Linked DNA regions of Homo sapiens: region 1 is linked to region 2. Evidence: chromatin loops called from intact Hi-C (ENCODE). Cell type or tissue: GM12878. All regions are shown on one strand. Each heading gives the region's core, and the rest is flanking DNA. Links, peaks and the distances in the headings are about the cores only. Region 1 overlaps CAAP1 (caspase activity and apoptosis inhibitor 1). Region 2 overlaps IFT74 (intraflagellar transport 74).

Region 1 (16,156 bases), core at 3,963-11,962, 110 kb after region 2:
CATATTATTTTAAACAACCTCCTCCCAGTTTTTCTAATCTGATTACTTTGAAGCAAATCTTGGTATAGTTACTTTTAAATAGGAAGCAGATAGGCACCTTTCCAGAATCTATAGAACTTTTCCTTAGAATGGCAGGGCATGAGTTTGTCAGAAGCCCCAGATGGGGTCTTCATTTCAATCAGGTGTTATGCTTGGCAACGGTTTCCCTGTGGGGAACTTTGAGGGACTTGGGAAGCATTGTTATCTGTTTTTGTAGCTGCATCTGCGTTAAAAAAAAAAAAAAAAAAAAGTTATTCTTTCTATTACAGAAACCTAACTTTTAAACTGTATCTATTGTCATTTTTCCATCAGTCAATTTACTGCCTCATCCTGCTGCTCAAGCACTGGGTTAGATGATTAGCAGGTATTTTTCCTTTTTTCTACTCTTTCTCTATCACCTTTTTAAAAAATTGAAGTTTCTCTTAATCACTTAACTGATTTGTTTTATTAATTGTTCATTTCATTTGAAAAATAAATTCACTAATGTTCACAGTGTCCTAAATTGGTTGTTAATAACTTCTCTCTAATAATGCCCATGTACCTCTCCCACCATTTAAACTGTTGGCTTACCAAGAGTTACTCATCTGTGTTTCCAAGGCAATTTATAATTGTGTAATTTAAATATGTAAACACGTTAACTATTAATAAGAAAAGATTAATTGATTAGATTGTTTTGAGTTTGGGAAAGCTCGGGTTGCTGAAAAGTTGTACTCAATTAGCTGTAGGGAAACAGAATATCTGGAGGGGCATTGTATAAATATAAATGGTTTTTTTTTCCACATTCAGATTTTTTCATTTTAACTAAGCCAAAACTAGAAATGTCAACAATGGTTTATGTGAGTAGAATGATATGGAACTCTATTCCATGAATTTGTATTAAAGGTAAGGCCATGGCCCCATATCCAAAGATTGGTGAATTAAAGATGTGTTTTTAATTTTAAGTTAATAAAAAATGCTCAGATTTACATATTTTACTTTAAAAAAGTGTTTCCTGTGGTAATAAGTTTCTTTTTTACGGAAGTGACATTTTCTATCTGAGTTAAATAAAAGGAATTTCACCGTATTAGGTTTTATTTTGGTTTATTTATTTTTTTTTACTTTTTATTATGAAAATTATCAAGCATATAGAAAAGTAGAAACAATAGTGTATCAACTCCCATATACCTGTCATCTAGATCTAACAATTATTATAGTTTTCCACATTTGCTTCATCTATTTTCTTATAGTATTTTCAGTATATTAGACATTTTAAATCTAATTTTTTAATTTTAATATTTGTCTCTGCAGTCATATCTTTATAACACTTAACGTAATTAGCAATAATTCTCTAATATGTGATATTCATTTCATATTCAGATTTTCCCGGATGTTCCGTAAAGGTCTTTTACATGTGGTTTCTCTGAAGCAGAGTACAAGCAAGAGTACACATTGCATTTAGTTGTTCTCTCTCTTAAGTCTTTTTTAATGTAAAACTGCGTCCACCTTCCTATTGTCTCTTGTTTGCTTTTTTATTAATAAATGAACGTGTTGAAGAAAGTAGGTAAGTTGTCCTGTACACCTGTTGGCTTTATCTGATTGTATCTTCATGGTGTTATTTGACTTGTTCCTATATCCTCTGAGTTTTCTTGTAAGCTGGGATTTATTAACTTTTTAAAATTATAAGTGTGTTAGTTTCCTATTGCTGCTATAACAAATTACCACAAACTTAGTGGTTTAAAGCAACACATATTTATTTTCTTATAGTTCTGGAGGTCAGAAGTGAAAATCAGTTTTTCTGGGCTGAGGTCAAGGTGTCAGCAGGGCTGGTTATTTCTGGAAGCTCTGAGGGGAGAATTCATTTTCTTGCCCTTTTCAGCTTCCAGTTACTGCTTATATTCTCTGTCTTGTGGCCCTTTCCTTCATCTTCAGAGCATATCACATCATTCTCTGCTTCCAGGGTGATATTGCCATTTCTTCTAACTCTGACTTCTCTTACATCCTTATAAAATGATTACTGTGACCACATTGGGCTCATCAGAATAATGCAAGATAATCTCCCCATTTCAAGATCCTTAATCACAATCACAAAGTTTTTTGCCGTATGAGGTAACATTCACTAGTTCTGGGGAATTAGAATGTGGGCATATTTGGGGGGCTGTTATTCAGCCTAGCATAATAAGGAAGGAATAGTACGAAACTGAAGATAACTCTTATTGACTTTCAAATAAAAGCAGAGTTGTATGTACATAAATAGTAGATAGATAAATTCAAATAGTACACAAGTTTAAAATAAAGATAAAAACCTTTCTGTTTCACCTTCTGATCTCACCCCATCCTCCTCCCATACTTGTTCTTTCTCCAAAGCAGTACCATACTTCTAAAACTTTTTTGTGTCAAGGACCCTTGGAAGTCTAGTGAAGCCTATGGATTCTTTCTCAAAATGATGTTTGCTCTTTTTTTATTTTAAATTCATGGATTAAAACAGAATTAGAAAGGAAATTAATAATAAAATAGTTAATATTAAAATATTTTGCAATATGGTAATATACTTATGGACATATTAATAAGATCTAGCAGCAGTTCTAATAACTTTAATAATTTTAAAGTATAGGTTAAGTATAAACAGTATTTTGGATGTGTGCAACAACTATATTATGTGAAAATATGTTGATTTCTAATGATGACAGAATCACAGATAATGCTAATACCTAAAAAAAATGGATTCTAGTGAAAATACAGATGTAATTTTTCCCCATCTGTGGTAGGCTAAAGAAAATCCCCCCACATAGCCACATCTTAATCCCTAGAATCTGTGAATGTTAGTTTTTATAGCAAAAGGGACTACAGATATGAATAGGTGGGATGGTGAGTTGGGAAGATTTTCCTGTATTGTTTTTGTGGGCTCTAAATGCAATCACTTGCATGTATCTTTATATCCAGTGTCCTTATATGAGGGAAACAGGAGGAGATTTGACGGTCTTTGAGAAGACTATATGATAGAAGCATAAGGAAGCAGAGTCAGAGATGTTGGCTTTGGAGATAGAAGAAAGGGCCTTAAGGCTTGTGAAACAGTGTCTTCTATAGAGCAGCGATCCCCAAGCTTTTTGGCACCAGGAACTGGTTTCATGGAAGAAGATTTTTCCATCAGGGAATATGTGGGGAGGATGATACCAGGCTGAAACTGTTCCACCTCAGATTATCAGGCATTAGATTCTCATAAGGAGCATGCAACCGAGATCCCTTGCATGTGCAGTTCACAATAGGGTTCACATTCCTATGAGAATCTAATGTGGGGTGGAGCTCAGGCCGTAATGCTTGCTTGCCCACCACCGCTCACCTCCTACTGTGCGGCTCAGTTCCTAACAGGCCACAGATTGGTACCGATCTGTGGCCCAGGCGTTGGGGACCCCTGCTGTAGAGCATCTGGAGGGATTGTGGCCCTGCCAGTATATTGATTTTGGGTAATTTGTAGTGATTTTGGGCTTCTGGCCTCCAGAATTGAGAGATAATAGATTTTTATTGTTTTTCAGTCACCAAGCTGTGGTAGTTTATTACAAAATTCATAGGAAACAAATACACTAGGCAAATTCACAAATCTCCTGAATTCAATCCGTATACCTGGCAGTAAAGAGGTGGAGATGGTCCAAGAATCCATGTTAAGGTCCCAAGCTTCAAAGGTAACCACTGTTAACCTTTTCTTGTGTATGCTCTTATTCAGAAATGTTATACCAGAGTGTTTGTCTTCATGTATTGTCTGTTTTTTAACAACTTACTTATTTGAATTATAAACACATACACATAATACAAAGATTTTAAAAGGATATAGTGAGAGTAAGTCTGTCCTTTTGCCATTCCTTATTCTTTCTTCCTATAGGCAACCACAGTAAACCAGTTCTTGTGTCTCCTCCCACAGATATTCTATACATTTACATATATATGTACATATTTTCTTCTCACACAAATGGTAGCATATTGTGCAAACTATTCTGTACCTTTTCCCATTTATTTCTTCCATATAATAATGTCTTTTTCTTTGACTTTGTCCTACCCAGTACATATACTTATGCCTATTTACTATACCATTTTTTGGTATACCAGAACATAAACAGTCTCTTATTAGACATTTAAACATTTTATTAGTGTCCATTTAAAGTTATTTACTGGCCATGTGTGTGGTGGCTCACGCTTGTAATCCCAGCACTTTGGGAGGCCAAGGTGGGCAGATCACTTGAGGTCAGGAGTTTGAGACTAGCCTGGCCAACATGGTGAAACCCCGTCTCTACTGAAAATACAAAAATTAACCGGGTATAGTGGTATGTGTCTGTAATCCCAGCTACTCGGGTGGCTGAGGCAGGAGAATCCCTGGAACCTGGGAGGTGGAGGTTGCAATGAGCTGAGATCGTGCCACTACACTCCAGCTTGGGCAACAGAGCAAGCCTCCATCTCAAAATAAATAATAAATAAATAAAGTTATTTACTGTCTTTAGTTACTACTACGAAACCTTCCTAGGCCTCAGTTTTTCTCATCTGGAAAATAGAATCCTACCTCATAGGATTGTTATGATGATTAAATGAGAAAATGATTTAAAGTCTTTAGAATTAGTACTTGCCATATGGTAAGCATTGGAAAAAAATGTTACAAAATTTGTTTTGGAATTTTTACTTGGAATCTGTAACAGTGACTGTTCCTAAAATTCTACTTTATACTGATGAGTATTGGGGATTTCCCCCTCCATTCCTTTTATGCTACACAAACCTAAAGAAACCAATAATTTTTTTTTTTTTTGAGACATAGTTTCTCTCTTGTTGCCCAGGCTGGAGTGCAATGGCATGATCTTGGCTCACCACAACCTCCACCTCCCGGGTTCCAGTGATTCTACTGCCTCAATTCTCCCGAGTAGCTGGGATTACAGGCGTGTGCCACCACACCTGGCTAATTTTGTATTTTTAGTAGAGATGGGGTTTCTCCATGTTGGTCAGGCTGGTCTCAAACTCTGACCTCAGGTGATCTGCCTACCTTGGCCTCCCAAAGTGCTGGGATTACAGGCATGAGCCACTGCCCCTCGCCAAATTTCTTGTGATTTTTAATCTTTACTTTTGCTTAAAAAATTCATTGGTATGTGTCTATTTTTTTCATTTATTACAAAAATCATTTAGGAGAAAACATATATATTTGAATGTATAAAAGGATTTTTCTCACAGTTGAGATCAATCTGTTATATTGACATTATTTTCTATAAATTCAATTCTCTTAGACACATATAAAGAGCAGACTGTGCTTTTGGGTTGGTAAAGGATCATAAATTGGTTATCTGGACACCACTTAATGTTCTCATATCCTTTGTAAATTGCTATTAGGTTATATAATATGTAGAATGTTCTGCATAACATAATAAGTTTATTCAAAATAACAGTTTTTCAGAAAATCTTTACAGAAAGTATTACTAATCACTGGCAATATTGTGACCTAAAATGGTAGATAGCATTCCACATTTTGAAACCTGCATGTTTGCACCTTTAAATGTCCATACAAAGTGATCTAACGCTGATTTTTGAAGTTGGAAAGGACATTAAAACAGTAATATGGGGATAGAGCAAAGAAGAGATACTATACTCACCTCTGTGATTCCCTTTAGTCACTTTAAAATAAAACAGAGCCCCCTATTTAGGAAAATGCCTATTCACAAAATCTTGGAGTCGCAGGGTGGGGGACAGTTTATATACAATGAAGCCTTAGAGAATCACAGGTCAGAAAAAGCACCGGGGTGTGGTAACTGATCGTTTGATTTATATTATTTGAGCAGAGGAAACAGAGATAAGTTTCCTTCAGCAGGTGTAGGATTAAATTTTGCTGTCTGAGGAAGGGGCTTGATGAGGGACACAATAGAGATGTGAGTTGATTTATTTGCCATTATTTTACATTTGGACAAGAAATTTACCCCCACCCCCCATATTTAGAAATATATTTTTAACTTTTAGGGGTTCATATATGTGGTTCTTTATTAAGTTCCACAGATCTCCCCAGTGTATTACTCTGATTTTAAAAAAATCATTGAACTATAAGAAAGGATGGACAGTGGATAGCTTGTGGAGGTAAAATAAAGTAAGTTGGACTGATGTTGGTTTCAGAACTTAAATCTCAGTCATAAGTATAGGGCTCTCTTGTGATTCAATGCCAAGCTTGTAAATTAAGCTGCTTTAAAGGAGTGTTGGAGATAGGAGAAGTGAGTTAGAAATATAAAAACAGAGCTGGGTGAGGTGGCTCATACCTGTAATCTCAGCACTTTGGGAGGCCAAGGAGTTCAAGAACAACTTGGGCAACAGGGCAAAATACCACCTTTACTTAAAAAAATTAGCCGGGCATGATGGTGTACATCTGTAGCCCTAGCTACTTGGGAGGCTGAGGTAGGAAGATTACTTGAGCACAGGAAGTCGAGGCTACAATGAGCTGTGATCACTGCACTCCAGCCTCCTGGAAGACGGGACAACAACCTGTCTCAAAAAAGAAAAACAGGCTTTTTTTTTTTTTTTTTTTTTTAATTTAAACGGAAGGGAGCACAAAGATAATTGCAAAATTCTTAACCCAAACTGGCTTTGGCAGTGTGTTCCCACCCTCTCCCCATTCCTCTCTTTACAGTTGTTTATAAAATTCTTCCTTAAAGTGTTTGATAGAAATATTTGAATGTCATTTAAATATATATCCTGATTCTGGCACTTAGTATGTCTTACCACCTGAGAGTGGACAAAATTTTTATTTTCATAAAACTAGAAATAAAAAGACCTGTACACATAATTTTCTTACAATTTAAGATATTTCCTTTTTGTAAATATCTTGCCTTTTATGCCATTTATTGGAGATCTTTAAATTGTATTAGAGAACTTTATATTTTAGTCATAAAGTACATCTTGTAAAAATTAGCTAGTATAGATTTTAAATTTTCAAACTATTGAAGACTTTCTGGGATTTTTTTTCCCCATTTACTTCAGGTAATACTGACAGCATCTAACTTCACTTTTCTGCCACAGGGTGGTGTAAAATACTTACTGTCTGAAATTCTGTTTGGCGACTTCAACAGCCTAATAGAACCCAACTTAAAATAGAATGTTGTAGAAGTTCACTTTGGGCACTAAACTAAATTGTTTATGAGAGAAGATAGTCCTTATAGAGGGGTCCAATTTTTATTTAAAGGGGCTCTAAGAGGCTTTCATAGGGAAGGCAGTTACATTGCATTATTATTAAAACATTTGGAAATACTTTCAGACTTATTACAATGTTGCAAGAATAAGAATAGTACAAGAAACATCCATATACCCTTTATCAAGATTTACTTATTATTGACCTTCTATCCCATTTGCATACTTCCTTCTTACATACATGTTTTTTTTAATGAAACATTTGAGGCTAAGTTATATACACCATGACACTTTTCACTATATGTTACATTGTGTTTTTCCAAGAGATAGAGATACTCTATTATGTAACCATAACAGAGTATCAACTTGAGTAAATTTAACATTGATAAAATACTTTTATCCAGTTCCCCATCAGTATTTCAGTTTGTCTTTTGACTCAGTAATGTCCTTCATAACGTTTTCCCTACCAGTTCAGCAGTCTCAGGTCAGTTATAACATTTAATTGTCTTGGCTCTTTAGCAACCCTTTAACCTGGAGTAGATCCACAGCCTTTGTATTTTATAACAATGACATTCAACTTTCCTTAACAGAACATTACTCATTTCCATTTTGAGTTTGTCTGGTGATTCTTCATAATACAGGTTATATATTCTCAGCTAGAATATTATATAAATGATGTTGTGTCTTCCTTAGAGTATTACATATATCCATCCTCCTCTTATTGGTGATGTTACATTATATTTTGAAGTCTTTTTTTTTTTGTAAATTTAGATGTGTATGTTTAGAAGAATAATTAAATGCAATTCTAGGATGTGTGAAAGCAAACGTTTTCTCTAAAGGAAGATACTTAAGACTAATGCTCCCAGTAGGTAAAATCTAATTTGACTGGAAGGTTTGAGGTAGCACATTTTAACTTTAAACCTTGCAAAGCTCTTAATGTAGTATACTGGCATTTAATCTTTCCCTGGATTGCCAAGGAGAATTGTTGATATCCTCCTTGGGACCTGCCAGTCATTCTGGTGAACGAATAAAATCTGAGTAGGTGACTTTGGACAGAAGTATAAAACACTGAGATCTCAATTATAAATTTCTGATGTCATAATTAACAGCAAAGCCAAATAATTTTGTATTCTCTGAGTTTGGGCTTGTATTAGTGCAGTTTTAATACAAAACACATTTAAGTGCCAGAGGTGCTGACTGGAAAGAATATTGTAAACTTCTCAAAGAAATGATCACAAGTCTTTTTTAATCCTTCGGTTATTTGACAGATTTGTTACTGTTAATGAACAGACACAACTTTCTGAGTAGGAAGATTTCCTAAATATTTCTAGTATGTTAGCTTTAGGATATGTATAAGAATTCTCAGAAGGCAACAGAGATACCTATTTTGAAGAAAATTGTCACATAGCTCATTTGAACATTTATAATTTCTTGACCTTTTTGCTGAAAAGTATATTAATATTAAGATGGTATAATGCTAAGAAAGCACATTATTTTGCAGCTGTATTCCAGAACATAGTGAATTGAAAGTTTTTTGCATGATCTTACATTTAATCCTTTTACTTTGATTACATATGTATATTACATATAAAATATGTATTTTCCACATACTGTAGACATTAAAGCATTTGAGGTATGAAATTAAATGAATATAAAGTAATTTGAGTGCCAAAATGCTCATTAAATTTAACAGTTGAACTTGAAAAATTATTGGATACTGCTGTGAGTTGTGATTTCTCCTATCAGCTACCCTGCAGAGTATTGTAAGGGAGAAAAAATTACTTCCATGTTCCTTTCAGGTTTGCCCCTTGATTTTACAAAGAAGTATACTGCTTAAATTGCTAGTAGTTTGTAGCTGCTGCTTCTGACACTTGAATACTTGTTTCTGAGCTTCCAGAGTACACTGAATGATACCCTGGGAGCTTAGAAGAATGTAGCCTGTCTTCCCTAGTGCCTAACTTAATTCTGGGAACCTGGGTAGTAAATATTATGTGATTAAATATAGTTTTAAAGGTTGATCTTATTTTCATTTCCCAGGCAAGACATCTGTATAGATTCTGCTTCATCCGTGAGAGAGAATAAGCAACCTGAAGGTTTGGAATTAAAACAAGGTATGAACCAAGTACTTGATTATTGTATAAAATTTACCTGAAGAATAGAAGCATTTTACCAAAAATAAATTTTCAGTGTCTAACTCACCCCATTTTACAGATAGAGGAAGAGAGCAATTTATTTGGTCAAAAATCAGTCACTTCATGATTCTTTTAGCTACTGAAATGATTATATTTTATGATGTTTAGTTAGTTACAGAAGCCACCAGAATTATCATCTTGAATAGTTTTATTTCAGTAATTTATTAAATTAAATTTATTTATTTATTTATTTTGAGACAGAGTCTTGCCCTGTCGCCCAGGCTGGAGTGCAGTGGCGCGATCTTGGCTCACTGCAAGCTCAGCCTCCCGGTTCACGCCATTCTCCTGCCTCAGCCTCCCAAGTAGCTGAGACTATAGGTGCCAACCTCCACGCCCAGCTAATGTTTTGTATTTTTAGTAGAGACAGGGTTTCACCGTGTTAGCCAGGATGGTCTAGATCTCCTGACCTTGTGATCCACCCGCCTCGGCCACCCAAAGTGCTGGGATTACAGGGGTGAGCCACCACGCCCGGCCTATTTTAGTAATTTATATATCATCAGCTGCAAGACATTGGAGATATGTTAACTGGGTAGCTTTGGGTTGTATGTGGGAAAAAACCAGTAAGTTTTATAGCATAACTTTTTTCCCCCTGAGGTATTTTGTCCTTGTTTACTTACTTTCTTCATCATTTATTGCTTTCTTTAAATCAGTAGTTTTTGACATTACCAGCTAGCAGAAATAAAGTGGTAATTTTAATTTATTCAAGCCAAGTACATTTGTAGGGCTAATCTTTTAAATGCCTTTTTTACTTCTTTTTATCTTTAGTAGGAAGAATTGAAAGTAAAATAAGTTTTTATTAGTTACTCAAATGCCAGCTCACATTTGTTTCTGATAAAATTAATTCAGAACAGTAAAAATTTGTTGCATCCAAGAAGATTAAGTTATCTATCATGTAATCACCTAATCTTTGATGGCTTAGAATAGTTTCTCTTAAATATGAGTCATATGAACTTATTTGGTAGAGAGAAACAAGTCATTATTTAGGCAGAATTTGTTTAAAAACTGGTCTTTTATTACTGCTTAATTTAAAAAGTGGAAAAAAAGGTTAGACAGCGAATTTAGTGATTTGTTCAATTTATATGTAGAGAGAGCAAAATCTAGATTTTCTGTAATTCTGATTTATTTACTGTAGGATTTATGAATATTTCTGATTGTTTCAAAAATTCCCATTGCTTTTCAAAAGTCCTGTTGTGATAACCTCATATAAAGCCAGACAAAATTACGTCTTTGTACTCTGACTTCTTCTGAGCACCGCCATAAACTCAGATTCATAGTTTAATTGACATTTATTTGTCACATATAAATACATGCTAAACACATATTATTTTTATATAATATAATCATAATCATATTACCTTACACCTCATGTATAATTAGATTACACCTCATGTATAATTAGACTACACTGCTACTGTTTCTTCTTTGTTTCTGCTCTTTGTATCAAATGAACAGGCAGTATGGAGGATATGCTATTACATCATCTGAGGAGAAGAGAATGTTCTATAAAGGATAAGAAAAGCTAGAATGGGCAGGTTGATTTCCAGTTCCTAGGAAAAAGGAATGGAGACCACAAATTAGCCAATGTTACCTTGTAAGAGAAGATGTTTTTCTGTTCCCATGTTCACACACTCAGAATTGTTTAGAACTCCCTTCCTAGTGTCAACAGGCTGTTGTACTGTGATTTCTTTATGAGAACTTCAGTCATGTGAAAAACCAGTCATGAAGGTGCAGAGAGGGAGAGAAGAAGACCTCCAATGAGCCAGATGTCAAAAGTCCAGGCCTTTTATGCTTAGGAGCCTGTAACCACACTCAGGTTCTCAAGGAGGTATGAGACATTAGGAACACACTGATGGCATCAAGCAGAGTTGAGAAGACATAAGATCAAAGTGTAGCAGTACCATTGTACAATACAGTTCATGCTCATGTTGTGACTAAATGATTAGCAAATAGTTAAATTAAGTTTTAACCTTTTTTTTTTTTTTTTTTTTGAGACAGTCTCTCGCTCTATTGCCCAGGCTGGAGTGCATGGCGCAATATCGGCTCACTGCCAGCTCCGCCTCCCAGGTTCACACCATTCTCCTGCCTCAGCCTCCTGAGTAGCTGGGACTACAGGCACCTGCCACCATTCCTAGCTAATTTCTTTTTCTTTTTTTTTTTTTTTTGAGATGGAGCCTCCCTCTGTCGCCCAGGCTGGAGTGCAGTGGTGCAATATCAGCTCACTGCAAGCTCCACCTCCCAGGTTCACACCATTCCCCTGCCTCAGCCTCCCAAGTAGCTGGGACTACAGGCGCTCCCCACCACGCCCGGCTAATTTTTTGTATTTTTTAGTAGAGACGGGGTTTCACCGTGTTAACCAGGATGGTCTTGATCTCCTGACCTCGTGATCTGCCTGCCTTAGCCTCCCAAAGTGCTGGGATTACAGGCGTGAGCCACCGCACCCAGCCAGTTTTAACCTTTTTTTAAAAAGCAGGGAATTAAAGTCTTTTAGAAGAATATCTACTAAATGATTAAAATATAAAATGTTTTATTGCATAATGGATAAGTTACTTAGAATATTTATTTATGGAAAACATCTTCCAGATAAATATTAATATAGCTGAAATCTGACTAGATAGTAACTTGCTTGAAGTTACCAAACAAGCTGAGGTATATCAAGAAATAGAAATCCTGATAGGCTCAATAAAGATTATTCCCTGTTTTCTAAGTGCACTAATATTGTCTATTTGTAATGTGCATAACCTGCAAAATCTAATATCTCTAACTTTTCTTGCATAACTAGCTATTTTTGTTCACAGTGAGCTCAATAAAAGCAGAATATAAGCTCCTTGTGAATGCATTGTCATTTTAATGGCTTGACCAATTGAGACAATTCACTGAAGCTTATTTAGTACGAAAGTAACCTTTTGTTCAGTAGACCAAAATATAAAGCAGCATTGAATTTTCTTTTTGCTCTTTCAGAATAAAATAAATCATATCATGTGACCTATTAATGGTATATAAGTTATTTAAATTACATTATCAGTATTTAGAGCATTTAAAATACTGAAGTATTGCTTGAATAATACACAAGTATTAATTATGAATTAAGTTGAAATTGGCATTTTTTTGTCTAGTACTGGTTTCATTCATCTTTGTTGCTAGAAAATATTTTTGAAACCGGCAGTACTGAAGATGAGTATCAGATTTTACACTAACTTCCACTGCACTTTAATAATGAGCTAATAAAAGGAACTACCTTTACAGTGAAAATGTTATTTAAATGTAAATATAATCTATTGGTTCAATGATTGGTACTGTAGTAAAACAGAAACTCTTCTGTTAGAAATTCTTCCTTTCTTTCTTTTTTGTTTTTGTTTTTGTTTTTTTGCTCTGTCACCTAGGCTGGAGTGCAGTGGTGTGATTTCAGCTCACTGTAACCTCCATCTCTTGGGTTAAAGCAATTCTCCTGCCTCAGCCTGCCGAGTAGCTGGCATTACAGATGCCCACTACCACACCCGGCTAATTTTTGTATTTTTAGTAGAGATGGGGTTTTACCATGTTGGTCAGGCTAGTCCCGAACTCCCTACCTCAGGTGATCCACCCACCTTGGCCTTCCAAAGTGTTGGGATTACAGGCGTGAGCCACCATACCCGGCCAGAAATTATTTCTTAAATCATTCATTTCACTCAGAATGTAGTTGTATAAGAAACATCAGTTATAGTTTTTACTCATTAGCACAGCTGTAGCACATGTGTAGGTGTATGTGTGCATGCGCATACCTGTGCAAGCTCACATGTACAAGTTTCAGATCTTATGTTAATTTCCTTGAGGATTTCAGAGATTGCTGCTTTTCATATAATGGTGGCTTATATAAATTTTCTGAATTGGTCAGTTGTGCTCTAGTTAAAAATAAAAACTGTTGAAGGTATTTCATTTGTAGACAATATTTTTAAAATATCAAGTATCTGCTAATGTTAAGTTTACTCAAGACATTCAGCAATAGTAAAATATTGGTCTGTATTTAAATTGTTGCTTTAAAGTTTACAGTTGGAGAAGTATGTCATTTTGTGAACTATTTTCCTTTGTAAATTCAAAAATTAAGTTCTTATGGTTTTTGTATTTTTTCTTGGAAGTTTTCATGAGAGAAATTTTAAAACTATACATGAGAAATAGCTTTGTTAAGTTAGATTGAGGAGTTGAGGTTTATAGTTGCTGTAAAATATTTGAAGGACTATTAAATGGAAGCGTGATTAGATTTTTTTCTGTATGGCCTTGGAGAAAAAAAATAGAACCAATAGATAGCATTATCATTAGACAAAATTTTTTGGTCTAACACAGTGGACTGCCTTCTAAGACATGTTTCTGATGCTGAAGGTGTTTGGACACAGGCCACATAAATAGCCACTTGGTGGTGCTGTTGTAGAGGATTCAAGCAATGGTTGGCTGTTTGGCCTTGATCTTCTAGTTCCTTTCTAGCTGTCAGGTTTTAAGACCAGTGCCTAGTGCATTGTTTGTACTTAGGAAGAATGGTTAATAACTGTTTTCCTAAATTGTTTAATGGAAGCAATGTGAAATATACACTCTTTTTTGCTATCTCTACATTTTTTATTCTATTGGAAGAAAAGAAAATATGTTTGATTTAGTCTTTGATCTGTTTAATGGTTCCTTAAAATATATTCATTTGAATACAGTCATTAAAATAAATAATATAATTAAATGGTATATAAAATGACCAAAATCAATGAAGATATTTACATCTTATTTTGAATATTTGTACATTAACTGTCGCATGTGAGAATCTTTTCCCTAAAGACATGCAAGCACAAAATATGCACACAGAGTTTTGCTTTAAATAGGCTCAAATTCTACCCCCCCCCTTTTAAAAAAAATTACTGGCCAGGCTCATGCCCACACCCACAATCCCAGAGTTTTAGGAGGCCGAGGAGGGAGGATCGCTTCAACCCAGGAAGGAGGTCGAAGCTGCAGTGAGCCATGATTGCACCACAAAGATTTCAGTATTTTGAGAGAAATGTTTATTTTTATGTGTCCTTAAGTACTCATTTTAAACATTCTATCCTGTGATGTGTATCATAGGATCTTAGACACACTCTTAAGGCATCTACTTTGGAGGTCACATAGTGTAAACCTTCAGTCATTATTGGGACACTGAGTTCTTTTTAGTCATTACGCTCTTACCCAGTTCATTAGGGAAAGCAGCTCTTTACCAAAGTGCTCCTACCAAAGGAAAGACAGTAAATACTAGGCTTGAATCCAGATTTGGTTACCAGTTTCAGAACTCTTTACACACAGCACATCATAGTCTATGATTTAATTTGCAGTTTTGGCTGCTACATCGTATAGTTGATACACGATGAACTTACATTTTATTTTTTATTAAAGGCTTTTTTTTTGGTAGCAGCTTTAGGTTTACAGAAAAAGTGAGCAGGAAGTACAGAGAGTTCCCATATACCTGCTTACCAACTCTTCCCCAAGTGAACCAATTTGTACATTATTATTAACCAAGTCCATAATTTATGATTAGGGCTTAACCTTTGTGTTGTACATTCTGTGGGTTTTGATAATTTTATAATGACATCAATCCACTATTACAATATATAGAATATTTTCACTGCCTTAAAAGTCTTCTGTGTTCTACCTATTTATCCTGCCCACTCTCTCCCCCCCAACTCCTGACAACCACTGATCGTTTTATAGTCCCTATAGTTATGCTTGTCCTGGAATCTCTGTAGTTTTGAATCATACAGTGTGTAGCCTTTTCAGATTGTTTTCTGTCACTCAGTATTTGAAGTTCCTCTATGTCTTTGTGTGGCTTGATAACACATTTTGTTTTATTGCTGAATATTTTCCATTGCATGGATGTACAGCAGTTTGTTCATCCATTCACCCATAACATCTTGGATGCTTCCAAGTTTTGGCAATTATGGATAAAATAGTGTGCAGGTTTTTGTGTGGACATAACTTTGCAACCCATTTGGATAAATACCAAGTTTAGTTTTGTAAGAAATTGCTTAATTGTATTCCAAAGTGTACCATTTTGCATTCCCACTGACAATGAATGAGAGTTCCCATTGCTCCACATTCCTATCAGCATTTGGTAGTGTCAGTGTTTTGGATTTTGGTCATTCTAATAGGCATATAAGTAATCTCTTGTTTCTTATGCAATTCCCTAATGATATGTGATGTTGAACATCTTTCATACACTTATTTGCCATTTCTATATTTTTGGTGAGTTGTCTTCTCAGATCATTTGTGCATTTTAAAAACTGGGTTGTTTTCGTATTGTTGCTTTAAGAGGTCTCTATATATTTTGGATACCAGTGCTTTGTCACATATGTTTTGCAGATGTTTTCTGTGAATCTGTAACTTGTCTTTTTGTTCTCTTACTATTTATTCATATTTAATACACAGACTCTAGGTGTATGTTTGGTACATACTATGTTTATTCAGGTGAGACTTTGTAAATATATCATTTAAGGGACCCACAAGAAGAAGATACATTCAGCTGAACCCAGCATCCTAATTTGTGAAGCTTCTGTGGTTATTTTGAATCTGTTAAGTTCTGGGAAATAGTATAGAATGTTTTAAGTGCATAGGTTTTGGAAACTTACTTGGGTTTGAATTTTGTTTCTGCTACTTTAGCTATGTGAACCTAGGGCAAGTTACTTAAACTCTCTGTTCCTCAGCTTCCTCATTTATAAAATGAGGATAGTAAATATGAATGCCTATTTCATTATGTAGGTGTAAGGATTGAATGAATTAATACATGCAAAATGCTTTAGAGCAGTGCTTAGTAGATATTAAATGCTCAAAAG
Region 2 (16,156 bases), core at 1,974-9,973:
AGCAAAACTCCGTCTCAAAAAAAAAAGAAAAAAAGCTTATGAATTAATTAAAATTAGGCCACATTGGTAGCAACTGACCAAATACATACTTATGTAAAACTTACTGATTAATATAACATAAATAAGTATACATATTTTCCCTTTCTTATTAGATGTAGCTGGTAACATTTTAATGATATGAGTAACACGTTTCAGATTAATTACTGAAAAAAAACATAGAAGATTATTCTTGGCCAGGTGCGGTGGCTCAGCCTATAATTTCAGCACTTTGGGAGGCTGAGGCAGGTGCATCACCTGAGGTCAGGAGTTTAAGACCAGCCTGGCCAATATGGTGAAAGCCCACCTCTACTAAAAAATACAAAAATTAGCCAGGCATGGTGGCGCATACCTGCAGTCCCAGCTACTCACGAGGCTGAGGCAGGAGAATAGCTTAAACCCGGAAGGCAGGGGTTGCAGTGAGCTGAGATCACACCACTGCACTCCAGCCTGGGCGACAGAGTGAGACTCTATCTCAAAAAAAAAAAAAAAAATTATTCTTATCATTAGATGAAAAAAGTGAACTTTTAAAATGCTACAAGGGGTTGGGCGCGGTGGCTCATGCCTGTAATCCCAGCACTTTGGAAGGCCGAGATGGGCAGATCATTTGAGGTCAGGAGTTCGAGACAAGCCTGGCTGACATGGTGAAATGCCACCTCTACTAAAAACACACACACAAAATTAGGTGGGTGTGGTGGCAAACGCCTGTAATCCCAGCTACTTGGGAAGCTGATGCAGGAGAATTGCTTAAACCTGGGAGACAGAGGTTGCAGTCAACCGAGATCATGCCACTGCACTCCAGCCTGAGCCACAGAACAAGACTCTGTCTCAAAAAAAAAATGCTATGAGGCCAGGTGTGGTGGTAGCTTATGCCTATAATCCCAGCACTTTGGGAAGCTGAGGCAGGAGGATCACTTCAACCCAGGAGTTCAAGGTTGCAGTGAGCTGTGATCATGCCACTGCACTCCAGCCTGGGCAACAGAGTGAGACTCTGTCTCTAAAATATAAATAAAATAAAATAAGTTTGCTATGGTTTGAATGTTTGAGTCCCTCTGAAATTCATATCAAAACTTAATCTCTAATGCAATAGTATTAAGAGGTAGGGACTTTAAGAAGTAATCAGGACATGACGACTCTGCCCTCATGGATGGGATTAGTGCCTTAGAAAAGGGTTGAAGGAAACTAGCTCAGCACCTTTTGCCCTTCCACTCTTCTGCCATGAGGACACCTTGACGGCACTATCTGTGAGAAACAGGTGCCCACCAGACACTGAAGCTGCTGGCACCTTGATCTTGGACTTCTGCGTCTCCGGAACAGTAAGAAATAAATTCCTATAAGTTACCCAATCTCAGGTATTTTATTATAGCAGCACAAACAAACTGAGGGAAAATATAGCTCATGTACATGCAAATTCATAAAACTATAAATCTCAGACTAATTATACTATCACATTTATTTTACAGCATAGCCAAATTAACCAGAAATTGTTAGAATACAAAATAATTTTTAGAAATCAATAGATACCTAATTATCCTAATAAGTGCCTAGCTAAAACTTCATATTAAAGTTATATACTCTATTTTGACAGAAGGTACACAATATTTCGAGTAAAACATACGGATGAAAAGATATGTTTAACATACCTAAGAAGCCCAAGATAGTAAGATTTGTCTAAAATTTGCCTCTGGGGACCTAAAAAAAAATGTTTTAAGTGTTAGTGTTCAGTTCGAAATGCCACCAGAATAGCAAATCCAAAGCACAATCAGAATTACACTCCACAATTCTCAAGACAGTCTTCATGAATGCCCCAATGAATCAAGAAGAATCACTGAAACTGAAAAGAGAACTAATACCTTAGAATCACAACATAAGGGAAGCTTCAATTAAAACTACGAAGATGGGACTAGAGGTGGGGCTGTTAAAAGACAGTAGACTCTACAGAACAGGACGATGGAATGAAAATTGAGTCTAAGGGAATCTGGAACAGAGCTGTCCAGAGTAACTTTCTGCAGTGACAGAAATATTCTAAATTAACACTGTCCAATAAAGTGGACAGAGGGACTACAGAAGCACTTAAAATTTGGCTGGTGCTACTGGGGAACTAATTTAAATTTCTGACTACTGGCTGTCATACTGGACACTGCAGACATTACTCAATGTGAGAAAGTGACTATGATTTTTTATCATTTGTCTCAGAGACTTTTTAAGAAATGGTCTTACATTTCAGTAGAACTAAGAAAGTATTCCTGGCCGGGCACGGTGGCTCACACCTGTAATCCCAGCACTTTGGGAGGCTGAGGTGGGAGGATCCCTTGAGGTCAGAAGTTCAAGACCAGCCTGGCCAATATGGTGAAACCCCATCTCTACTAAAAATACAAAAAAATTAGCTGGGCATTGTGGCATGTGCCTGTAAGCCCAGCTACTCAGGAGGCTGAGGCAGGAGAATTGCTTGAATCTGGGATGCGGAGGTTGCAGTGAGCCAAGATCACATCACTGCACTCCAGCCTGGGCGACAGAGAAAGACCCCATCTCAAAAAAAAAAAAAAAAAAAAAAAAAAAGAAAGTGTTCCTAGGTTAAATGTCTCAAACCTTGTAAGAGATGAAGTGCCCTGCAAAGTATGAGAGGTAAAACTAGGTGTATTAACTATAAGGTCTATGCTGAGAAGTAGAGGTAGTATCTTATTATACTGGGAAATGGGGCACTAGAGAAGGTAAGAATGAAAGTCACAGTAGACAGTTCTGTGTAGTGGTAATGTTCCGAATTCTCTCTTAAAAGGCTTTGAAGTATACTTGTAGAGACTAACAATCTTAAATTATATTGGTTCTGTTTTGAAGGATAAATTAATACAGAAATAAACATTTGATAAATTTACTATAGAATTTTAATATGTTTTTACCCTCGATGTTTTAAAATACTATTAAACATATAAATATTTCTGTGCATCCACTTTCAAAAGGCTAGTTAAATGACTATGTAATTTTGAAATATTTTTTCATGGTACTGATAATCATTAAGCAAACATTTCTAAATAATCAATTCATTTTTAATATTTAGTGATTTAGATGTTATTAGAATGTAGATGAAAAAATTTAAGTCTCAAAAAAAAAAAATTTAAGTCTCTTGAAAGGGATGATATACTGTATTATAGAAAGTAGCATGTATGATATAATTAATTTTGTACTAGCAGTATATCTTCATTCCTGATAGATCATCTGTCAAAAATACAGAAAACGAAAAACTCTGAAACAGCTCACCACAGGCTACTGACCACTGCCTATGATAAAAAGAAAAGAAAAAGGAGTTTACCATAGTTTGGTTTATATATACCACAGATCTAAATTTTAAACTCTAATATATAGTATATTCTTATGCTTCTCTAAATACATATGCAGAAGCATAATGAGAGATTTAATATAAATCTAGGAAATTAGATTAATATAAATGAGGAAATTAGCCTCATTTCCTTACATAAGTATTAGAACAGATGCTAATTATCAGAAAAAAAGTAACATTTCTTGACTCACTTCTCATAAATACACAAGTATTTTAAGTGTCATTTTAATATAGGAACTATCTAAACTATTTCAGAGTATTTCTATATAGTACCAAAAATCTAATTTTCAATCTTGAACTTTTCTCCAAGACTATTTCAAAGTTCTTCAAGTTGTACTACAGCTCCATGTCAGAAAAATGAAGACTGAAATAGCTCATATCTGTATATAGCTTTCTAATTCAAACTGTATTTTCATATTCACTCTGTTGTTTAACCATCACAATAATTTTGTGAATCAAAGAATAACGATTAGATGCCATAATTCTGATTACATGCCATAATTACATGTAATAATTCTTACATGCTATAATCCTGATTTAAAAAAATGGTACTGTAATACTTATTGTTCAAAATATACTCAACTTTTACTTTTTTAAATTGTTCACAGTTATTTATTTCTTACAAAACACAGGCCCAAGTGTCATACTTATCTTAAAATAGGTACCTTTCGTCCCAGTTTTCATTCCAGTCAAACCTTGTTGTGTTACAGGGCGATGGGCAACTTTGATTTGAGAAGACAGAACTCCACCAGTCCCTATGGGACAACCACGAGAACCTGGTCTTGCTGTCCCAGGTGGCATCTAAATGACAAACAAGATTTCATTTTTAGTAAACCAGAAAAAACACTGTACATCTTTTATTGTAAAACTGCAAAGACAATTTTTTAAAAAAACAAAATTCTACTTGATTTGTAAAAATTTCCTTATTTTTTAAATGTCTGAATTATTAAATACTGTTGTTCAATTTATTAACATATTTCTTTAACATTTAATGTTCTATGACTATTTAAAAATACATTTCAGGAAAATTTTAAATTCTATATGTAGACATTATTTATAATACCTCAAAACTGGAAAGGAGTTAAATGTCCACAGCAGAAAATGGTTAAATAAGCTGCAGTATATAAAAAGGGCAGTTTAAGTTGGGTGTGGTGGCTCACGCCTGTAATCCCAGCACTTTGTGAGGCCAAGGCAGGTGGATCATGTGAGGTCAGGAGTTCAAAACCAGCCTGGACAACATGGCAAAACCCCATCACTACTAAAAATACAAAAGTTATCCAGGCGTGGTGGCACACGTCTGTAATCCCGGCTACTTGAGAGGCTAAGCCATGAGAGTCGCTTGAATCTGGGAGGTCAAGGCCGCAGTGAGCCGAGATCATGCCACTGCACTCTAGCTTGGGCGATAGAGTGAGACTCAGTCTCAAAATAAGTAAATAAAATAAAAATTAAAAGGCAGTTTACAAGATGGTATTTATAATTCCGTTTTTGTTTGTTTTAGAGACAAGGGCTCACTATGTTATTCAGGCTGGTCTTGAACTACTGGCCTGAAGAGATCCTTCTGCCTCAGCTATCCAAGTAGCTGGGATTACAGGTGAGAATCACTGTGCCTGGTTCAAAACTCTACTTTTTTAAAACAAAAAAAGGCTGGAAGTTTGGGCATGGTGGCATGCACCAACAGGCCCAGCTACTTGGCAGTCTGAGATGAGAAGATTATTTAAAACCCAGGAGTTCGAGGCCAGCCTGGAGAACATAGAGAGACCGTCTTTTAAAAAAACAAAAAATATAGACAAAAATAAAAATTTTAAAAACTATGTGAAAAAATAGTAATGATGATCGATAATGATATTATAGTTGATTTTTATTTTCTCCTTTATACAATTTGGTATTTTCCGCCTTATTGCAATGAGTATCTATTACCCTTAAAAATCAGGAAAAAATAAGAAAACTTTAATCTTGTAAAAACAAATGGATATAAATCCATCCTAAGATGACCATGTAAGTACTAAAGGGCTTACATTGTTAAACAAGCATTCATATTATTACTCAACAAGATTCTCTACTTCAGGTATGCAAAATCCAACATAACACTATACGACCTCAGGAAAGGCCAAAAGACTCCCTTTATGTCAGTTCATATAATACATACAGGCATGAGAAGATATAAAAGATGTGAGATATGGCAAGGTTTCTCTTCAAATAGCCTGCTCAGCTACTTATTCTCTAATTCCAGGTACCCCCTGCCTTTCTTCTCCTTTTTTCTTCTTTCTGATTTTACTACATGCCCAGGCATGCCACAGCCCCAGCTCACATTCCTTTCCTTATTTAGGAAAAGACTGGCTCTCTAGTCCTCTGTAGATGACCCCTTCCTCCTCTCCCCTCTCTCCCATCATGCGCCCACCTTATCTAAGAAAGTTTAAATGTTTAGCCAATTGGGTCTAGTTTAGATTGTGCAGTCCGACCCCAGCCAATGGGGAAAGGGCACGAGGGCAGGAGTCACATTAGGAATAAAAGCTTCTACTCTACTTTCTTCAGTGTGCTCTCATGACAAGCAGCCCTGTAAGAAGCACCCTACTGCGCAAAAGTAAATTTGCTTTGCTGAGAAATCCTTTGTTTGAGTACTCGTCTTTCTTTACGACTTCAAGCTTTCTTTCTAACAATTCTGGGGGCTTGTCGGGGATTCCCATTCTCCTTCAAGAAGAGGTCTTCAGTCACCCCACCCAGGGGGAGACGTGTCCCACTGTCGCATTGCAGTGGCCTCAGGGATGGGAGACTGAGACCCACCCATTGTGACAAACAAATCCAAGCTCTCAGCAATGGGGAAAGGAGAGGCTTACAACACCGCGGCGACCAAGTAACTCTGTGCACAGACCAAGGTGAAAAACGGTACAAGAACAACAAAGTATTTCCTAGGTGGTCAGGGTATCTTGGAGGATAAAAGTGTATGTAGATGATGTTAACACTACTGCTGTGTGGATTGAGTGGGTCCTATCTGCACGGTCCCGTGGTCACCTCATGTGGCAGATCCTGCCATTTCCCACAAGGGAAGCAGCCAGAGTGGAAAAAGCGAAAGAAGGATGCAAGGAGCCTCCAACAGGTGGGGCTAAAGGATAGGCAAGAAATCTCTAATACGAGGGACTGAGCCTTAACAATGCCTATGGAAATCGATAGGCAAGAAATCTCTAATATGAGGGATTGAGCCTCAGAGCCTCAGTGAGCTTCTGAAAGGACGGAGGGCGAGAAATCTCTAGTAGGAGAGGTTGAGAAGCTCCAGGGAAAGGCCTATTTCAGTTAGACACCATCCCAAACCTCCAAGATGGGAAATGTTTCACGTAAGACAGGAAAAATAAACAGCCAAGCGCGTGATGAAATTCCTCCTGATAGTCCCTTGGGACTTATGTTAAAATATTGGAAAGATAATGAAAGAACTAAACATAAAAGAAAAGAGCAAATGATACAATATTGTTGTTTTATTTGGACTGAAGGCCCATCCTCAAACCCTCAGTTTTCCGGCCAAAATTTGGTTCCAATGAAGAGTGGATTTGTCAGCTCTTAATCGAACATGTTAATGACAAAAGCCCTGTCTCCCAAAAGGAAACAGACTATGCTCTTTTTTGGAGGCAAGAACCTGTCCTCCTTTACCCTTTAAAAACCAGAGGGAACAAGCCAGAAACCAACTCCTCTAAAAGAGAAAGAGTCCCTGTTCCTAAACAACCCACACCCACCAACACATGGGATCCTCTGGATCATCTTCCTCTGCTCAGTGCCCCTGACCCTCCCCCTCAGGCAGCTGCTGCCGCCTCAGGTCTCATTCCAGATCCTTTCCCTGCTCACGTTATTCCTCCTCCTTATAACCCTGACTTTGGGAATTATCATCCCATGAGCCTGTCCCCTCCCAGCCTATTAAGTACCCCTCCCTGAAAGGACTTCAACGTGAGATAGAACAATGTAAAAAGGATATCCAAAATTTCCCATTTCCCTCCACACCTAAGGAGTCAGCCCCGACTCTCTTCCCCTTAAAAGAGGTTCCACAAGGAGGGGGAGCCATTGGCTTTGTAAATATTCCCTTGACCAGTTCAGAGGTGCAAAGTTTGAAAAAAGAGCTTCAGCTCCTGTTGGATGACCCTTATGGGGTGGCTGATTAAGTTGATCAATTCTTAGGACCTCAATTATATACCTGGGTCGAGTTAATATCCATCCCAGGCATCCTCTTTTCGGAGGAGAAAAAAAGCATAACCGTAGGGCTGCTATGGCAATTTGGAAACGTGAATACTCTCCTGGTCAGAATGTCCCTACCGCGGACCAAAAATTTCCCGCTTAAGACCTCAGGTGGGACAATAATAATGCAGCTCACCAGGAAAACATGGAAGATCTAAGGGAAATGATAATAAAAGGAATTAAGGAATCAATACCCCAAACTCAAAACCTCTCTAAAGCATTTGATATACAACAACAAAAAAAGATGAGGGGCCTATAAAATTCTTAGACAGGCTAAAGGAGCAAATGAAACAGTATGCAGGCCTAAATTTGGAAGATCCCCTTGGGCCGGGTATGTTTAAGCTCCATTTTGTCACTAAGAATTGACTAGATATTTCAAAAAAGTTACAAAAATTGGAAAATTGGGAAGACCGACCGCTAAGTAAACTTCTCAGGAAAGCTCAAAAAGTGTATGTAAGGAGAGACGCAGAAAAGCAAAAACAAAGAGCAAAACTTATGCTATCCACCTTTCAACAGGTGGCTCCAAACCCATATGCTTCTCAACAAGACTTCCAGGGAGCCAAGAACTATAAAGGATCCAAAAAACCCCCGTTCAAAGGAACCAAGCCTCCAATTAGAGGATCTGGGCCTTCATTTCCTAGGCCCTCTAAAGAGTGTGGGGGAGCAAAGTCAAAGAATCCCAGAATTGAAAGGGAGGAAGGACAAGATAAATGTTACAAATGTGGAACAGGCCACTTCAAGAGACAATGTCCCAAATTAAAAAGGGAAAAAGAAGTCCTTCCACTCATGACTTTCAAGGAAGAATAGGGGAGTCAGGGTCTCTGTCTCTTTTAATTTGAGTCCCACCAGGAGCTCTTGATAAATTTGGAGGTGGGACCTAAATGTGAACTTATCACCTTTTTAATTGATTCAGGAGTGTCTCACTCCTCTGTTTGTCTCACTCCATCTAATCTTGCTGGCTCTTCAGAAGAACTGGGGTAAAAGGAGAAGGAGAAGGATTTAAGGCAAAAATCTTGGAAAATACAAAAGTCAAACATCAAGATCTATTAACTCACATTCAATTTTTGTTGATCCCTGAGGTGGGAACTAATCTATTAGAAAAAGACTTAATGCTAAAATTAGGAATAGGCCTTCAAGCTGGCCCTAAGGGATTCCTCACCTCATTAAATCTACTCACCACTGTGGACGAAAAATACATTCATCCTGATGTCTGGTCAAGAGAAGGGAATCGAGAAAAACTTCAAGTTCCCCCAATAGACATCAAACTAAAAACTCCTGGGGACATAGTAAGGAGAAAGCAATACCCCATTCCCTTCGAAGGCAGGATAGGGTTAAAGCCTGTAATTGAGAGTCTCATTAAAGATGGACTCCTTAAACCCTGTATGTCTCCCTATAATACCCCAATCCTGCCTGTCAAGAAATCAGATGGGTCATACTGATTAGTACAAGACTTCAGAGCTATTAACCAGATAGTCCAGACCACTCAACCTGTTGTCCCCAACCGTTACACCATTCTCAGCCAAATTCCTTATGATCATCAGTGGTTCACAGTAATAGATTTGAAGGATGCTTTCTGCGCATGCCCCTTGGCTGAGGATAGCCGAGACATATTTGTCTTTGAGTGAGAAGATCCCCATTCTGGGCAAAAACAACAATATTGATGGACAGTCTTACCCCAAGGGTTTACAGACTCCCCTAACGTCTTTGGTCAAATTCTAGAACGAGTATCAGAAAAAGTTCTTGTCCCAAAGCAAATATGCCTGCTTCAGTATGTGGATGATATTCTCATATCTGGTGAAGATATAAAAAAAGTGGGTGACTTCTCTATACATATTCTTAACCACCAACAGTTTGAGGGGTTATGGGTCTCAAAAGGAAAGCTTCAATATACAGAGCCCGAAGTTAAATATTTAAGCCACCTAATAAGTGCAGGCAAGCAAAGAATAAGGCCCGAATGGATTGAGTGAATTGTGTCCTTACCCCTGCCTCAAACTAAGCAAGAACCAAAAAAATTTTTAGGATTAATTGGATATTGCTGTGTATGGATTGACTCATACTCACTAAAAAGTAAATTTTTGTATGAAAAACTTACCCAGTGGAAGCCTGACCGTCTCTTGTGGACTTCGATAAAATTCATCAGATTGAAGAGCTGAAACAGATGTTCATAACTGCCCCTGTTCTAGCCCTATCTTCCCTAGAAAAGCCATTTCACGTTTTTGTTAATGTGAATGACAGGGTAGCTTTAGGAGTGCTTACCCAAAAGCATGGAGGCAACCGGCAGCCCGTGGCCTTCCTGTCAAAAGTTTTAGACCCAGTCACCTGTGGATGGCCTCAATGCATCCAGTCCATTGCAGCTAGAGCAGTGTTGGTTGAAGAAAGTAAAAAGTTAAACTTCGGAGGAAAATAGACAGTAAGCACGCCCCACCAAGTTAGAACTATCTTAAACCAAAAAATAGAGAGGTGAATCACTGACTCAAGAATTTTAAAGTATAAGACCATTCTGTTAAAAAAAAAGATGATTTAACATTAACTACTGATAATTCACTCAAACTAGCTAGTTTCTTAACAGGGGATCTAAACCTAAAAAGGGAGCACACATGTTTAGATCTAATTGATTACCATACAAAGGTCTGGCCAGACTTAAGAGAAACTCCCTTCAAGACAGGGTGACACTTATTTATAGATGGGTCCTCCTGGGTAATTGAAGAGAAAAGACATAATGGGTATTCAGTAACTGATGGAAAAACTCTTGAAGAAGTAGAGTCAGAAAGATTGCCCAATAATTGGTCTGCCCAAACTTGTAAACTGTTTGCACTCAGCCAAGCTTTGAAACATTTGCAGAACCAAGAAGGAACTATCTATACTGATTCTAAGTACACCTTTGGAGTGGCTCATACATTGAAAAAAAACTGGACGGAGAATGGTCATAATAGTAAAGGCCAAGACTTGGTCCAAAAAGAACTAATTGTCCATGTCTTAAACAATCTCCAGCTGCCAGAAGAGATAGCTATTGTACATGTCCCAGGGCATCAAAATGACTTTTCCTTCCCAAGTCAAGGAAATAACCTTGCAGATCAAATAGCCAAACAAGCCGCCATTTCTTCTGAAACACCTGTCTTTCACTTAACTCCTTGCCTTCCTTCCCCTACCACAGTCCCCATTTTCTCTTCCACTGAAAAAGAAAAATTAATAAAAATAGGAGCTAAAGAAAACACAGAAGGAAAATGGATATTACCAGATCAAAGAGAGATGTTATCCAAACCTCTCATGAGGGAGGTCTTGTCTCAAGTACATCAAGGAGCCCACTGGAGACCCCAAGCTATGTGCGATGTGGTTTTCAGAGTTTATGGGTGTATCAGAATTTACACCCTAGCCAAACAGGTCACAGAGAGTTGCTTAATATATAAAAAAAACTAATAAGCAAGCTCTAAGAAAATCACTCCTCAGGGGAAGAGATCCAGGGCTAAGACCATTCCAAAGTGTTAAAATTAACTACACTAAAATGCCCCCCATCGGTTGCCTGAAGTATTTATTGATAATAGTGAATCACTTTACTCACTGTGTAGAGACTATCTCCTTCTCAAGCGCAACTGCTAGTAATGCAGTTATAAAGGCATTAATTGAAAACATCATACCCAGGTTTAGACTAATAGAAAACATTGATTCAGACAATGAAACCCATTTCATGGCACATGTCATTAGAGAGTTAGCACAGGTGCTAGACATAAAATGGGAATACCATATCCCTTGGCATCCACCCTCTTCAGGAAGAGTAGAAAGAATGAACCAAACCCTAAAAAGTCAACTGACCAAATCAGTCCTAGAAACCCGGTTACCCTGGATTAAATGTCTCCCCATTGCCTTGTTAAGAATCACAACCACCCCTTGAAAAGATGTCAGTTTATCCCCTAATGAATTACTTGGGAATTATTTTGAGCATAGGGGCCAGGAATAGTACTAATTCTAGAGAATGTGTTGGACACAGGAAGACTGTCAACTACAAATTCAAATAAAATGAGTTAAGGGTTAACCCGAGTGATCTTTAGAAGACAATGTTATATCTCTTCCTGGTAAATGTTCTGAATAATTTCTTCTTTGGCTTTATGCAAGCATAACTGTGAGACCTACTCAACTAATTATGCTACTTTTTGTTTTCCATTCACCAGGTCAAAGTATAGAGAAGAACATATAAATTAAAACTGTACACATTAAAAATAATGAAGTGGATGTATATGTATTCACTTGGCCACATATTCATAATATATTGCTGAAAGAAATAGATGAGAAAAATAACAATGTATACAGTACTATCTTGATTTTGGAACAGTCCAAAGTCATACAAACTGTGTATGTATGTGTGTGTGTTTATAAATACATTAAAAAGTCTAGAAGATACAGTTGATAGTGGTTATACCTACAATAGGAAGGAACTCTGATACTTCTCCATTGTTTGTATGTTTTACTACAAGCACTACTATTTTCAAAAATGCAAATATTAAATAGGTGAAGTCACTGCAAAGAAAAAGTCATTTTTGCAATGCCCTCACCACAGCATATTATCAGAATGTCTGAAGTCAATGCGAAGGAAAGAATTTTAAAATTAATAAGAGAAAAGTATCTAGTCACCTACAAAGACAATCCTATCAGAATAAAAGCAGACCTTTCAGTGGAAATTAAAAAAAACAACAACAAATAAAAAAGAGAATAGGAAGTCATTTTCGAAGTGCTAAGGAAAAAACCAAAAAACAAAACAAAACAAAAAAATTGTCAGCCACGAATTTTATACCCTGACAGGATAAGATTCATAAATGAAGGAGAAATAAAGTATTTCCAGGACAAGCAAATGCTGAGGGAATGTGTCACCACTAGGCCATTCCTAAAGTAAATGTTCAAAGGGGTCTTCAACATAGAAATTAAAGGTGGATATACAGTATCACAAAAACGCATAAAAATATTAAACTCACAGTTCTTATAGAACAATCACAAAGGAAGAGGACAAAATAATCAAATACCAACATGAAAGAATTTCATCAAAACATAAAGATAAAAAGACAGAGAAAAAGAAAGAAACATAATTTATACAACTTAAAAACAACTAACAAAATGACAGGAACAAAGCTTCACATATCATTATTAACTGTGAATGTAATGTAAATGAATTGAAATATTCACTTAAAAGATACATATTAGCAGAAGATTTTAAAAAAACAACAACAACATAATCCAACTATATCCTGACTATGAGAAACGTATCAAGCCCTAAAAGACACACATAGGCTAAAAACAAAAGAGTGGGAAAAGGTATTCCACACTACCAAAAGCAAGCAGGAGTAGCTATACATACATCTTCAAATCAAAAACAGTTTAAAAAAAAAGACAAGAAGATAATTACATAATAATAAAGGAATCAATTAAGCAAGAGATACAACAATCCTAAATATATATGTATCTTCTCTGACCATAATGGAATAAAACCACAAATTGATAACAAGAGGAATTTTGGAAACTATACCAACAAATAGAAATATGTTCCTGAATGACCAGTGGGTCTAAGAAGAGATTAAAAAGGAAATTTTTTAAAACTCTTGAAACAAATTACAATGGAAACACAACATATCCAAAACCTATGTGATACAGCAAAAGGAGCACTAAGAGGAAAGTTTATACCTGTAAGTGCCTACATTAAAAAAGTAGAAAAACAAAATAAACAACCTAATAATGCATATGAAAGAATCAGATAAGCATGAGCAAACCAAACACAAAATTCATATTAGAAATTCATAAAGATCACAGTAGAAATAAATGAAACTGAAACAAAAAAAATATAAAAGATTAATGAAACACAAAGTTGGTGTTTTGAAAAGATAAACAAAATCAACAAACTTTTAGCCAGACTAACTAATGAAAAAAAGAGGGAAGACTCAAATAAATATAATCAGAAATGAAAAAAAGAAGATACTACAACTGATAACAGAAACTCAAAGGATCATTAGAGGCCACTATGAGCAACTCTATGCCAATAAGTTGGAAAATCTGGAAGAAATGAACAAATGACTAAACACATACAACCAACGGAGACTGAACCATAAAGAAATCCAAAACCTGAACAGACCAATAACAATAACGAGATCCAAGCCATAATAAAAAGTGTCCCGGCTGGGCGAGGTGGCTCACGCCTGTAATCCCAACACTTTGGGAGGCTGAGGTGGGCGGATCACGAGGTCAGGAGTTCAAGACTAGCCTGACCAACATGGTGAAACCCAGTCTCTACTAAAAATATAAAAATTAGCCAGACGTGGTAGCACATGCCTATAATCCCAGCTACTTGGGAGGCTGAGAAAGGAGAATCGCTTGAACCCGGGAGGCAGAGGTTGTAGTGAGCAGAGATTGCGTCACTGCACTCCAGCCTGGGCAACAGAGCGAGATTACATCTCAAAAAAAAAAAAAATTTTTTTTTAATTTAAAAAACGTCTCCCAGCAAAGAAAAGCTCAGGACCTGATGACTTCACTGCTGAGTTCCACCAAACATTTAAAAAAGAACTAATACTGATCCTACTAAAACTATTCTGAGAAATAGAAGAGGAGAAAATGCTTTCAAACTCATTCTACAAGACCAGTATTATCCTGATTAAAAAAAAAAAAAAAAAGACAAGACATATGAAGAAAACAGAAAACTATAGGCCAATATCCCTGATGAACATTGGTGCAAAAATCCTCAACAAAGTACCAGCAAACTGAATTAAACAACACATTAAAAAGATCATTTGTCATGACTCACTGGTATTTACCCCAGGTAACTAAAGATAGTTCAACATGTGCAAATCAATCAATGTGATAAATCATACCATCAGACTGAAGGACAAAAGCCTTCCGTTGATATTGTAAAAGCATTTGATGACATTTAACATCTCCTGATGATCAAAATCCTCAAAAAACCAGGTATAGAAGGAACATATCTAAATACAATAAAAGCTATATATGACAGATCCACAGCTAGTATCCTATGGAATGAGGAAAAACTGAAAGCCTTTCCTCTAAGATCTAGAACACAACAAGGATGCCCACTTTCACCACTGTTATTCAACACAGTACTGGAATTCCTGGCTAGAGCAATCAGACAACAAAAAGAAATAAAGGGCATCCAAACTGGAAAGGAAGAAGTCAAATTAACTCTGTTTGCAGATGATATGATCTTATATTTGGAAAAACCTAAAGACTCCACCAAAAAAACTATCTGAACTGATAAATAGTAAATTCAGTAAAACTCAGAAAAATTGCAGGATACAAAAATCAATAGCATTTCTATATGCTAACAGGGAACAACATGAAAAAAATCAAGAAAGTTATCCCATTTACAATAGCTACAAATAAAATAAAATACCTAGGAATTAACCCAAGAAGTGAAAGATCTCTACAATGAAAACTATAAAACACTGATGCAATGAACTGAAGAGAACAACAAAAAATAGAAAGATATTCCATGTTCATGGATTGGAAGAATCAACATTGTCAAAATATCCAGAATATCCAAATTAATCTACAAATTCAATGCAATCCTTGTCAAAATATCAATGACATTCTTCTCAAAAATAGAAAAAAAAATCCTAAAATTTATATAGAACCATAAAAGATCTAGGATAGCCAAACCCATCCTGAATTAAAAAAAAAAGGAAAAGAAAAAGAAAAGCATACTGGCATAAAAACAGAATAGAGAACCCAGAAATAAATCCATATATCTAGAGTGAACACATTTTTGACAAAGATGCAAGGAACATACACTGAGGAAATGCCAGTTTCTTCAATAAATGGTACTGGGAGAACTGGATATCCATAGACAAAAGAATGAAACTAGACCCATATCTCTCACCATATACAAGAATCAAATCAAAATGGATTAAAGACTTAAGACCTCAAACTATGAAACTACTAAAAGAAAACACAGGGGAAATTATCCAGAACATTGGTCTAAGCAAAGATTTCTTGAGTAATATCCCACAAGCAAAGGAAACCAAAGCAAAAATGAACAAATAGAATCACATCAAGTTAAAAAGCACCTGCACAGCAAACAATCAACAAAGTGAAGGGACAACCAACATAATAGGAGAAAATATATGAAAACTATTCATCTGACAAGAAATTAATAAACAGAATATATAAGGTGCTCCAACAACTCACTAGCAAAAAAATCTAATAATACAATAAAAAACGGGCAAAAGGTCTGAATAGACAACTTCTCAAAAGAAGATATACAAACGTCAAACAGGTATACGAAAAGGTGCTCAACATCACTGATCATCAGAGAAATGCAAATCAAAACTACAGTGAGATATCATCTCACTCCAGTTAAAACGACTTTTATCCAAAAGAAAGGCAATAGCAAATGCTGACAAATATATAAAGAAAAGGGAACCTTTGTACAGTGTTGGGGGGAATGTAAGTTAGTATAACTACTATGGAGAACAGTATGGAAGTTCCTCAAAAAACTAAAAATAGAACTATCATATGATCCAGCAATCCCACTGCAAAAGGAAAGAAATCATTATTTCAAAAAGATACCTGCATTCCTATGTT

The links. Hi-C counts contacts between places; a loop is a spot of excess contacts. Peaks named below come from ENCODE experiments on the same cell type or tissue, not always from the same donor. Only the 100,000 strongest peaks of a DNase experiment are listed, where the experiment ranks them.
Region 1: it touches region 2 in a loop (2.1-fold over the local background); 3 of 110 quality-filtered maps call a loop at or near these places.

The regions. Positions count from the first base shown.
Region 1 is chr9:26,854,173-26,870,328 of GRCh38, reverse strand. It overlaps CAAP1 (caspase activity and apoptosis inhibitor 1), which reads left to right. Exons shown (of 6, transcript NM_024828.4): 5 at 9,190-9,263. Among named protein-coding and RNA genes, the nearest start is that of CAAP1, 31 kb to the left of the region's middle. In GM12878, for the core only: a CTCF peak has its summit at 7,040; no DNase peak of the experiment used is centred there.
Region 2 is chr9:26,966,143-26,982,298 of GRCh38, reverse strand. IFT74 (intraflagellar transport 74) reads right to left here. Exons shown (of 20, transcript NM_025103.4): 3 at 4,036-4,171; 4 at 1,680-1,728. Among named protein-coding and RNA genes, the nearest start is that of IFT74, 18 kb to the right of the region's middle. RefSeq lists an enhancer at 6,101-6,671. In GM12878, for the core only: a CTCF peak has its summit at 6,480; no DNase peak of the experiment used is centred there.